Linked DNA regions of Homo sapiens: region 2 is linked to region 1. A link is an interaction called in ENCODE POLR2A ChIA-PET data of the cell type or tissue named here. Cell type or tissue: PC-9. All regions are shown on one strand. Links, peaks and the distances in the headings refer to the core of each region. The heading gives the core; the rest is flanking DNA. Region 1 overlaps THSD4 (thrombospondin type 1 domain containing 4). Region 2 has its middle 10 kb from the start of THSD4.

The links. Peaks named below come from ENCODE experiments on the same cell type or tissue, not always from the same donor. Only the 100,000 strongest peaks of a DNase experiment are listed, where the experiment ranks them.
Region 2: POLR2A ChIA-PET joins it to region 1 with 8 read pairs; 8 of 35 experiments call an interaction of 5 or more read pairs at or near these places.

What each region holds. Positions count from the first base shown.
Region 1 is chr15:71,286,534-71,291,915 of GRCh38, reverse strand. The region is part of intron 6 of THSD4 (thrombospondin type 1 domain containing 4); the gene reads right to left. LOC124903521 (a long non-coding RNA gene) reads right to left here. Exons shown (of 2, transcript XR_007064701.1): 2 at 113-5,382. LOC124903520 (a long non-coding RNA gene) reads left to right here. Exons shown (of 2, transcript XR_007064700.1): 2 at 1-1,343. Among named protein-coding and RNA genes, the nearest start is that of THSD4-AS1, 100 kb to the right of the region's middle. In PC-9, for the core only: no CTCF peak of the experiment used is centred there; no DNase peak of the experiment used is centred there; H3K27ac peaks cover 1,350 bases.
Region 2 is chr15:71,102,646-71,108,027 of GRCh38, reverse strand. It overlaps a transcript of THSD4 not described here. Among named protein-coding and RNA genes, the nearest start is that of THSD4, 10 kb to the left of the region's middle. RefSeq lists enhancers at 4,355-4,464, 4,605-4,654, 4,825-4,894. In PC-9, for the core only: a CTCF peak has its summit at 4,720 (motif pointing right); no DNase peak of the experiment used is centred there.

The sequences.
Region 1 (5,382 bases), core at 59-5,058:
CTAGCTATGCTCCCAGCCTAGAACACAACTAGTCCAGACTGGAGTAGGAGGGTGGAAGACTAAGGGTAGGAGGCCTCCAAGAAAAAGCAAAATGCAAATGGTAGGTTATGTGTTTGAGTACTCAGAAAAATGGATAGATGTCAGAAAGATATTGCAGTGATTAATTTTATGTGTCAACTTCACTGGGTCATAGGGTGCCCAGATATTTGGTCAAGCATTATTCTGGTAATAATATGTGTGTCTTTGAGGGTGTTTCTGGACAAGATTAACATTGGAATCAGTAGACTGAATAAAGCAGACGGCCCTCCTCAAGGTGGGTGGGCATCATCCAATCAGCTTAAGGCCAGAATAGAACAAAAAGGCTGACCCTCCCTCAAGTAAGAGGGAACTCCTCCTGCCTGATTGCTTGTGTTGGAATTTGTCTCTTCCTGCCTTCAGACTTGAACTGAATTATTGGCTGGGTCTCAAGACTTCAGGCTTTCAGACTGGAACACAACATCGACTCTCCTGGGTCTCCAACTTGCCAAATGTAGATCTTGGGACTTCTCAGCCTCCCTAACTATGTGAGCCTGTTCCTTATAATGAACCTATTTCTATATATGCATACTATTGGTTTTGTTTCTCTGGAGAACCCTGACTAATACAGATATATAGAAATGTTTAGAAAGTGATATATGTGATAACATATGAAAGAACTGTAGTGAACTATTTTTTCCATAGTCATAATGTAAACAATAACTATTTAAAAGTTCAGTTGTAACTACATGGGGGTGATTAGGGTGCCAAAGTGAAGCTGGGGGAGTGGTTGATATAGGAGTGCTCAATCCAGTTACCTTACAAGAAGTCAAGAAGGAATATCCTAACTGGATAATTCACATTGTCTAGAAAAATTAAGGTAAATGCCAGAAGACACTTGCCTCTGGGGAGTGGGATGGAATTTGGGGGAATATGTTTTTCATTATAAGTCTTTTTGGGCTATTTGACTTTTAAATTATATGCATGTGTCTATAAATAAAAGTTAACAAAAAAAAAAAAAAAAAGGAAAAAAGGAAACCAGGTTTCCAGACATCAATTACAATGTGACTATACATGTTAAAAATAAGTTGATTATAGTTGGCAGTAGGGACAAACCTATTAGCCACCTTTAGCATGTGATGACAAGGTTACTTATTTGTAGCCAGCAGCTTTTTATCCAGTTGAGTGTCTTATGGGTTATAAGCAAACTACAAAGGTAACTAATTTATGTATTATGACCAAAATACTTTTTAAATTAAGCACAAGTGAATGATGTATCTCTGCACTTCTTAGTAATCAAAGCCTGAAATAAATTTAATTACAATGCATTTAGTTTCCTCTTGGCAGCAAATAACTTTTACAAGTGTTGAATGTCATTGTAAACAACAGTTTTTAAAAGCAATGCAAGCAATCCGTTGATAGATGTGGAGATCCCAAAGAGACACTAACAGGACAAACAGAGGGGAAAAAAAAAATCTAAATGACATACAAATGAAAGCCTGGGACTTCGCATAAAATTTCAAGGATTTTAAAAGTGCTCTCTTGGTCTGTTGCAAATAGAACCCACCCTAGCTGGTTCCAGGGGAAAATATATTTAAAGGACATCAGGCAGCTCGCAGAACCTCCAGGAGAGCCAGCTTTGAAGCTACTTAGCCAGGAACAGAGGACCTGCTGTGCCAGCACCAGGCCTAAGGCTACAGACATGTCTCATACACTGTTGCCCATGGTCACCAGCACTATGTAGTAACAAGACACAGTAGGGGAGACTAAGGCAGCTGGATCCCAAGCAAAACTTCCAATACACTTCTCCCGATTCCATCTACTGCTGGAAATAAAGAACTGTGAAATGTTCTTTGGGGGCAATGTGTATCTACTCTGGGGAAGGGTAGGTGAGGAGGTATCAGCACACGTGGATACTCCCCCCATGCCCGGGCACCATCATCTCATTCTGGATTGTCAGGGAGGGATCATCCAGCTAGGAAAATGGAAAAGTGAATCCCAGTTACTTCTCCCTTGTCAGAAGGAAGCTAGCAGCAAGCAGGAGATGAAATGGCAAGAGAAGCCAGGGTATTTATTTTGACTTTTCCTATTCTTCCCTTGTTCCTGGCAAGTCATAAAGGAAAGGAATAAGCCCTAGATGAGGGTTGAGAAGGCATCAGGTGAGGCTAGGAAGGCAGGTTAGGGCTCTACGCGTTATGATTCTCTGTTCTTAAAACAGATCAACATTTGCCTTTTGAGCCAAAGAGGTATCCAGATAATTATAATAATCGAATTACAAATTGGTCCACTTAATGTCTTCACATACTCATTTTGCAGTTGCCCAATCAGTTCCTTTGAAAACTGGACCTCAAAAGAGAACCCCCAAAAGGGAGGCCCTGGTATCTATCTCAGCCTGGGTTCCCTGAAGCAGAGCCACTACTTTATTCAGGGTGGAGAGCAATGGAGAGTGCGGCAGGGAAGGAGGGAGAGAAAACAGGATGGGGCATGTTCCCCAACTGACCTCTGCTTGGCGTCCAGTGCAACTGAGCCTGGGATCATGAGGAACCATCATAAAGGCAGCATCAGGACAGTCCGTTCAGAGAGGGGTAAGCAAAAGAACTTCACTAATTCCCATCTCCCAGCAGTGCCACCTCCCTACCCTCCTGGTTGCACATGGCTGAGCATCCATGGGGTCCTGGGAGTCTTGCCCCTCAGAGTCAACAGGGAGCCCCAGGGTGGCAGACATGAGGCTAGGAGCTGTGGCATTTGTCCACATGAGGACAGTTTTCACAGGGACTGAGCCAAGACTCCTGAGTTGATTACAGTCAAGAGGACCTGAGGCAGCACAGGAAAGATGTCTCATACAGTGTCTAGCTCGTAATTAAAACTCTCATTCCAACTTCCAGCAACATTTAGCTATCTTCCTAAAAGATAGAGTTGATTTTATATTCAAAAAGCAGTACTAATAAACAGAGACCTCTTCCAGCTGGGGATTTGTCCATTGAGTGTTATATTTCCTTCTGCAGAAATCCCCCATGCAGAAGACCGTGGATCCCCGGAAGGTCTTGGTATTGTTGTCAGAGAAGCCTGAACCCATACACTGCACCAAACATCAGCAAGCTTGTTATGTAAACAAGTATCACACATACATATAGGCACTATTTTAAGTGTACGTGGATGCTGTTGTGATTAGTAAGATACGGAAATTTACTGAATAAACAGATGACTGCATTCCTAAAGGATCTTTTTATTCTGTAATCACTGTGTTGATTGTTCTCTGCCTTCCCGGATCTATTCTCTGCCATTATTTGTCCCATTCTATGTCCCAGAAAGGAGCCCTTGCCCTTTGGTTTCCAGCTGGATTTGACCAGCAGGAGATGGAATGGTAAGATAAGTCAGGGTATTTATTTTGACTTTCAGCCCCCACCCTCACTTGTTCCTAGAAGCTCATTAGACACCTCTGAGCATCAGTTTCCCCATCTGTACAATGAGAGAGTTAATCAGATAATCTCTAAGGTGGTTTTTCAGTCACTGGCCCATGTTTTCACTTCCTGGATCCTCTGAAAGAATAGTTTATTCACATTTGCCAAATCAAATAGGTATGAATTCCAAGCTGGTATTTCCTTGTTGCTGTCAGGATGCTTTCTTTCAAAAATGGATCAAAATGACAGGATAAGAAAGTTTCCAGTTTGCCGTTATCTCTTTTCACATTAAGTGTTTACTGTGGACTGGTTCATTTTTATCATCTAAAGGCCGAATCAAATTTAGCAAATACCAAGCAAACGGTTGTGTGGGACTGTATAATTCATTTTTTTTGATAAGCATTTTACATGTTTCATCAGGTGCAAACTAGAACATCTGCAGTATAAAATATCACCCAGTGCACTTTGTAGGTGGCCTATCTATATTTACAGGGCATGTTGCGCGTCGTGTATAAAGTTACTCAAATGTGAAAAAGACTCAATTTCTTCTCAAAAAAATTTCCCAAATTGATTTGAGGGAGTGTATTAGCTCTCAGCCATAGAAATCATTTTTAAACATGGAAGAGTTAAAAATTCCTTCTTGAATTCAACATCTGGGAACATGGTTTATCAATCCAAGAAGAGCTGCACCCAACTCTACCAGCTCAGAACATCAAAAACAAAATATGAAGCATCTGAAATATGCAAGTACATCCTCCTGGCATCAGACCACAGAGTGGTCCTGGACTCCTGGGTGGCAGGGGGTTCATCCTAGTTTCAAAACTGTGCAAGACGATTTTCAGCAAGTTACATTTGCCTCACAAAAGGCTATTTTTAAAGTTTCTATCTGGTTTTAAGCCTTCTGGCTAAGGGCTTTTCCCAGGAACATATCCCTCGTTCTCTTCACCACGTGAAGCTTGATTATTTTTGCGGGTAGTGTCTGGAACTGTTTTGGATATAAAACATCTAAATTTAAAAATATCCTCATGCATATCAAAGAATGGAAGAACATCAGCATTATTCCATAATGCTTATTACAGATATAGCAATGGGTAAAAGTCTAGATCTGTAGGTTTATATAAAAACATCATGGGATAATAAGATTATTTTCAGTTTTTCTTGGACACGTACAATTTTCTAAATATCAAGTATTAACACAGCATGATGAAATGATAAAAACAATGAACTTTCTCCCATTTCCTTCTGTAAAGACAAGCATCTAACACTGCCATACTAAGCCACCCAAAAGTCTACTCCTGTACTTTTACATCCTAAGTATTTCATTTTGTCGGGCATATCTTCCAGGCAGTCACACTGTTTAGTATTAATTTCTTTGTGACTACGACTTTGACTCAAATATCATTCTTCTTAAACAGGAATATGTTTACTCATAGGAATGTTGTTTGTTAAAGACTGAAAATTTGAGGTATACATGACCAAAAATGTGAACGATAATAGGCAAAATTCGGAATAACCCCACATCAGCAAAAGTTATAGTGAAATTTCCCTACTATAAAATTGACAATAACAAGCATATTTTTTAAAAGCTCAGCATCACTGATCATTAGAGAAATGTAAATCAAAGCCACAATGAGACACCAACTCACACCAGTCAGAATGGCTATTATCAAAGTGACAAAAAATAACAGATGCTGGTGAGGTTGTGGAGAAAAAGAAATGCTTATACACTGTTGGTGGGAGTGTAAATTAGTTCAGCCATTGTGGAAGACAGTGTGGCAATTCCTCAAAGACCTAAAGTCAGAAATACCATTCGACCCAGCAATCCCATTACTGGGTATATAGCCAAAGGAATGTAAATCGTTCTGTTATAAAGACACATGCATGCATATGTTCATTGCAGCACTATTCACAATAGCAAAGCCATGGAACCCAAATGCCCATCAAGGATAGACTGACTAAAGAAAAT
Region 2 (5,382 bases), core at 135-5,134, 180 kb after region 1:
TTGGGCGCAGGTTTCCTAGGAGGAGAGATGGAAGGTTGCAGAGTGGAATGGACAGAAAACGAAGCAGTGATTCAGGAAAAAATAATAGCAGCTGGTTTTCATCTGGGTACTAGCCTTATGACCTTGAGCAGTGGCTTAACCCTGCTGAGCCTCAGTTTCCTCATCTGCAGAGCAGGCTTGACACTCACTAACTGCTGAATTCTCTCAAGGGGGAAAATGGGGAGAAAACACTCTCATGTCCTGTGCCTTCCCCATTAGCATCCTCAGTCTGAGAGAAGTTGGTCTGTTCTTGGTCCGTCCCTTTTTTCTGGCTAGCTATATTGCCATTCTTCCGTTGTCACGGGAACATTCCAAAGGATGAATGAAGGGTATGGGATCAAGCAGAGGCAAACATGAGCAAGAACAAGCGTGTAGATTAAGATACAAACTTCTCCTGACCCAGTCCTGTGAGTGGAAAATACCACACAATGGGAAAGAAACCAAATCACCCTGACATGCAATCAGATATTGTGGTGTAGGTCAAAGGGTGGGCCAAAAGGCTTGGTTTCTTTTTCTTTCCTTTCTTTTCTTTTTCCTTTTCTTCTCTTCTTTTTTTCTTTTGCTTTCTTTCTTTTCTTTTGCTTTCTTTCTTTCTTTTCTTTTTCTCCTTCCTTCCTTCTCTCTTTCCTTCTTTCTTTCTTTTCTTTCCTTCTTTCCTTCCTTCTAAAAACAGGTAATTGCAAAAGGAAAGAAAACAGGAACACATTGTTTCTTTTTGATTGATTAAGTTAATTGCACATGTCAAACTTTTTACTTGTCAGCATCTGAAGTTTCCTTGAAGCTAATAAGAACTTTCTTCTGGATAACGGTTTCATGAAGACAGCACATCAGGTTGTGAAAGGCACATTGGTTTTAGAGTTAAACAAATGTGCACTTGGAGCCTTGCTGTGCTAACTTCCTGACTGTGTGACTTGGAAAAGTGACTTACTAGTCTGAGTTTTTCAACTGTCATGTGGCTATAATGATTTTAGAGGGCATGGTTGTGGTAATCATGACTCAAGTTCACCAATTCGCCTTCAGGGACGAGATTTCACTTCCCCTCCCTTTGAAGTTAAATGTGGCCAGGTGACTTGCTGTGGCAAATGGAATGTGACTTCTCTTTTTAAATTTTTTTTTTTTTTAAAGCTGGTAGCTGCTTTAAGACTCAATGTACAAATCATCGTGTTCCTTCCCACTGGTGCTAGGGTTGTGGAATCCTTGGTTAGCCTGGGTCTCAGAGGACTGTGATCTGTAAGCACCCCCACCATTCTTTGAATGTACAGCATCAAATCTCCCACTGAGATTTGAGTTTGTTACTGCAGCAAAACCTAGCATACCATGACTGATATAATGGTTGATACAATAAAGTATGATGACATTTGTAAATACAACTTGGCAATGGTAAAGTGATCAGAAAGCCTTGTTATTTTAGTGTTCAGAGGTAATTGTGCTGATTAGTAGGCCCAAGTTAAGGGATAAATTCCTGCATGGGTCAGGCAGGCTGCAACTTTACCCCAGATCATTTTTCTCCACCAGGGGCCAGAATCAGGAAAATCTGAAAAAACTCCCCCAACAGATCTGCCATGGTACCCAAATACCAGTTCTGCCTTTGAGATAAAGGCCAATCTGTGTACTGAAGGTGGGAGCTTAGGGAAAGTCATCAGGCTCTGGGAGTGGAGAATACTCAGGAATGGTGGGGAGGCACAGTAGTGGGAGTGGTCTTGAAGAGCAGCTGTGTAGAACTGAGGCCTGCGTCACAGTGGGAAGTCCTTGCAATTTGAAGGTTAAGCACACTGTGCACGAGATCCCTGGCCCTCTTCTCTCACCATGATACACACCCTGTCCTCCCATAATAATTTTCTCCTGTAGACCTTCCACAATAATTTATTCCAAGTCATTCTTTATGCCACCTAAGTCTGGCCTTTGACCCTCACCTCCAGGCTCCCATTTCCCGGATATTTTGGCAGGTGCTTCAAGTGCAATGTGTTATGGATAGAACATATCACTTCCTGTCCCACCCCCCAAACCCTCTTTCCTATTCCATACTCCATATCTGGATGAGGAGCTATCATCTTCCCAATCATTCAAGCTCAACATCTCAAGAGGGCTCATGGCCCTGGAATGCTCTTTTTTTCTCTATTAATATAAGAGGGGAAAATGCAAGCCAGAAAAACAATTGAAGGCATTGTGCAGGCCAGGTGAGGTTGTGGTTCAATCTTGGTGTGAATTTGTTCCTTTGAGAATTCGTCTTTGGGTGGAATGCCTCTAATTGTGGACTCAGAAAATAGGATGAAATGTAGAGGAAAAGAAAATAGGATAGTGTAGTGTGATAAGAAGTATATTTGGTCTTTGTCCGTGGTCCTGGCACAGAGAATCTAAAACCCTTGGAATTTCCTCAGTCATGAGGTGTCCTTTCTTATTCTTAAGGAGCCTCTTTGGAGCACACCTGAGTTTATGCTAATGAGGTAATTTAGGGTAGGACCCCAGATAGCCTCAGGATGGGACTCAACACCAGAAAAACTAAGGGATTAGAAGGTTGAAACTTTCAGCCCTACCCACTGACCTCCAGGAATGGGATGGGAGGAAATTAAATTCTATGAAAACTCTGGGAGAGAGGGGTACCCCAATTCTACAGGGACAAAAGCTCCTATGCTTTGGACCCTTCTAGACCTCACCTAAGTCTTCATCTGTATCCTTTATAATAAACGAGTAAATGGCCTGAGTTCTGTGAGCTATCCCAGCAAAGTATTGCTGAGAAGGTGGGTAGGGGAAACCCCAATTTGCAGCTGGTTGGTCAAAAGTACTAGAGACCTGGCCTGGTGATTGACATCTGAAGTAGAGGCTGAAAACTAAAAATAAAATCCTAAGCCCCTCAACAGCTGAACAGACCCCCTCTTGGCTAAGGGGACCCTAGAAAATCCTTAAAAATGGAATTCCCAGCATGACACAAAGGGAGGTGATATATCCCCACCCTTTTGGAGTTTAGGCACAACTGACCACCATTAATATTAAAATACAGACCATAAGACTAACAAAACAGACTCCTTGTGACAATAAGATATCAAATTATAAAGAGGACATAAGGCCGTGCCGGACAAGGGCTAAGTCACTCAGCCCTACGGGTCACTCTGACCTCGAATATTGGTTCACATACTTCCTTATCTTAACTTAAAACTTTCTTTTCTGTTGACTCCAAATTTTTACACAAAGCTCTACTCCTTTAACCAATTGCAAATTAAAGAATCTCTGAATCCGCCTATAACCTGTAAACTCCCACTTCAAGATATCACACCTTTTCGGGCCGAACCAGTGTATACCTTCCATGTGTGAATTTATGTCTTTGCCTATAACTCCTGCCTCCCTAAAATTTATACAACCAAACTGTAATCTGACTGCCACAGACACACTTTCTCAGGACCTATTGAGACTGTGTTCTCTAGGCCATGGTCACTCATATTGGCTCAGAAGAAACCTCTTTAAAATATTTTCAGAGTTTGGTTTTTCCATTAACAGGGCAATCTTGTGAGACTGAGAACTAACCCTGTGGGATCTGATGCTTAGCTCCAGGTAGACAGTGTCAAAATCGAATTAAATCGTAGGGCATGCAGCTGATGGGAGCAGAATTGGAGAACTTCTTGGGATGGAGAAAAAGCCCCACACATTTGCTGTCAGAAGTATTGTGTGAGCGAAGAGAAACAGTCTGTTTTCTCCAGATGGATTGCCTAATTCTTTCCGGCCATATAATAAAGAGTTATTGCTGGTCAATAAGTTTTGTTTTTTATGAAACTTTGCAGGGGCCGGGGGTGGGGGAGACAATAAATGCCATACATATAAACAAAGATATCATTTCCCACATAGCAAATGATTGATGATTTAAAAAGCAAAAAGAGAGCCTTATTCCAGAAAAGATGGAATAAGTAAGGACACACTAAATGTAACTATAAATCCTGGACAGAATGGATGGAGGAGCTATCTGAGAGTTCTGAAACATAAATCATAGCAGGTGGCTTTGGGAAGAAGACCAGAATTCAAAGTCCCACTAAATCAGTAGTGAATTTTTTTCCCTCCCAGTATCAGCCAGCCTAGACTAAAAGGCAGCCATAAAGCTGGAAGTGTGCACCAGAGGAAGACAGAAAGAGCTGCAAGAGAAGTCCTCTCTAAAACACAAGAAAGGAGATTCTGAAGAGTCAGAGAGAGAGTGGGGTGCAGGGGAACTCCTGGTGTTTTTTTTTTTCCTTCTTTCCAGCCTCAGCCCACAGGCAATATTGTAGCAGCAGTGGTGGTGGCAGAGGCTGAGGGGGTGGGAGTGGAGCTAGGCAGTCATCTAAGATTCCAAGAGAGGGGAATTATTCTGTTTGACTGGAGGAGCAGTGTTCACAAGAGTGTGTGGCAAATCTTTCTTCCTTTTTTTTTCACCTTTCTCCTCCTGCCACTTGACTCCAAACACAGAAACAGTCATGGTAAGTGTGGCAGAGCAGAGAAACTGAAGCCCAAGCTTGCTCACTGGAGGGCTGAAAAGGGAGGCCCCAAGGAGCCAGAGGGTGTTGGGGAGATCACGGAGAGTAGGGAGCTTAAGTCAGAAATCCCACAAACTTATGTTTTAGCTCCTGGGCTCACCTCCAGGCTACACATGTATGGATCTGATCCTAAACACCATACCACATGTTTGGAGAACTGAAACTGCAAGGTAGACCCCAGTCCAGGCCCATGATTGGCCACTGGGTGGCACACACACAGGACTGATCTGAATAGCACTGCACTCTGAAATCAGAAATGATATTGAAACCACAGCCCAAGAGGCAGGTTTGGACTCGCAAAAATAATATAATCTGTTTCATTTCCTGCTTCAAAAAAAAAAAAAAGCCTTCTTTTTAGGATTTAAGTCAGACCTGGGGTCCTGTAATATTCAAAATGTCTAGGATATAATCCCAAATTACTCAGCATATGAAGAACCATGAAAGTCTCAACTGACAAGGAACGAGACAATCAACAGACACTAACCCTGAGAAGATACAGATGTTAGAATTACCAAACATTTTTTAAAGCAGCAATTATAACCATGTTCCATAAAGTAAGGGAAAGTGCTCCTGAAACAAATGGAAATACCGAAATTCTCAGGGGGGAAAAAAGAAGATATAAAAACAGGCCTAGTGGAGTGGCTCACACCTGTAATCCCAGCACTTTGGGAGGCCAAGGCAAGTGGATCACCTGAGATCAGGAGTTCGAGATCAGCCTTGGCAACATAGTGAAACCCTGTTTCCACTAAAAATACAAAAAATTAGCTGGGCATGGTGGCAGGCATCTGTAATCCCAGCTATTCAGGAGGCTGAGGCAGAAGAATCTCTTAAATCCGGGAGGTGGAGG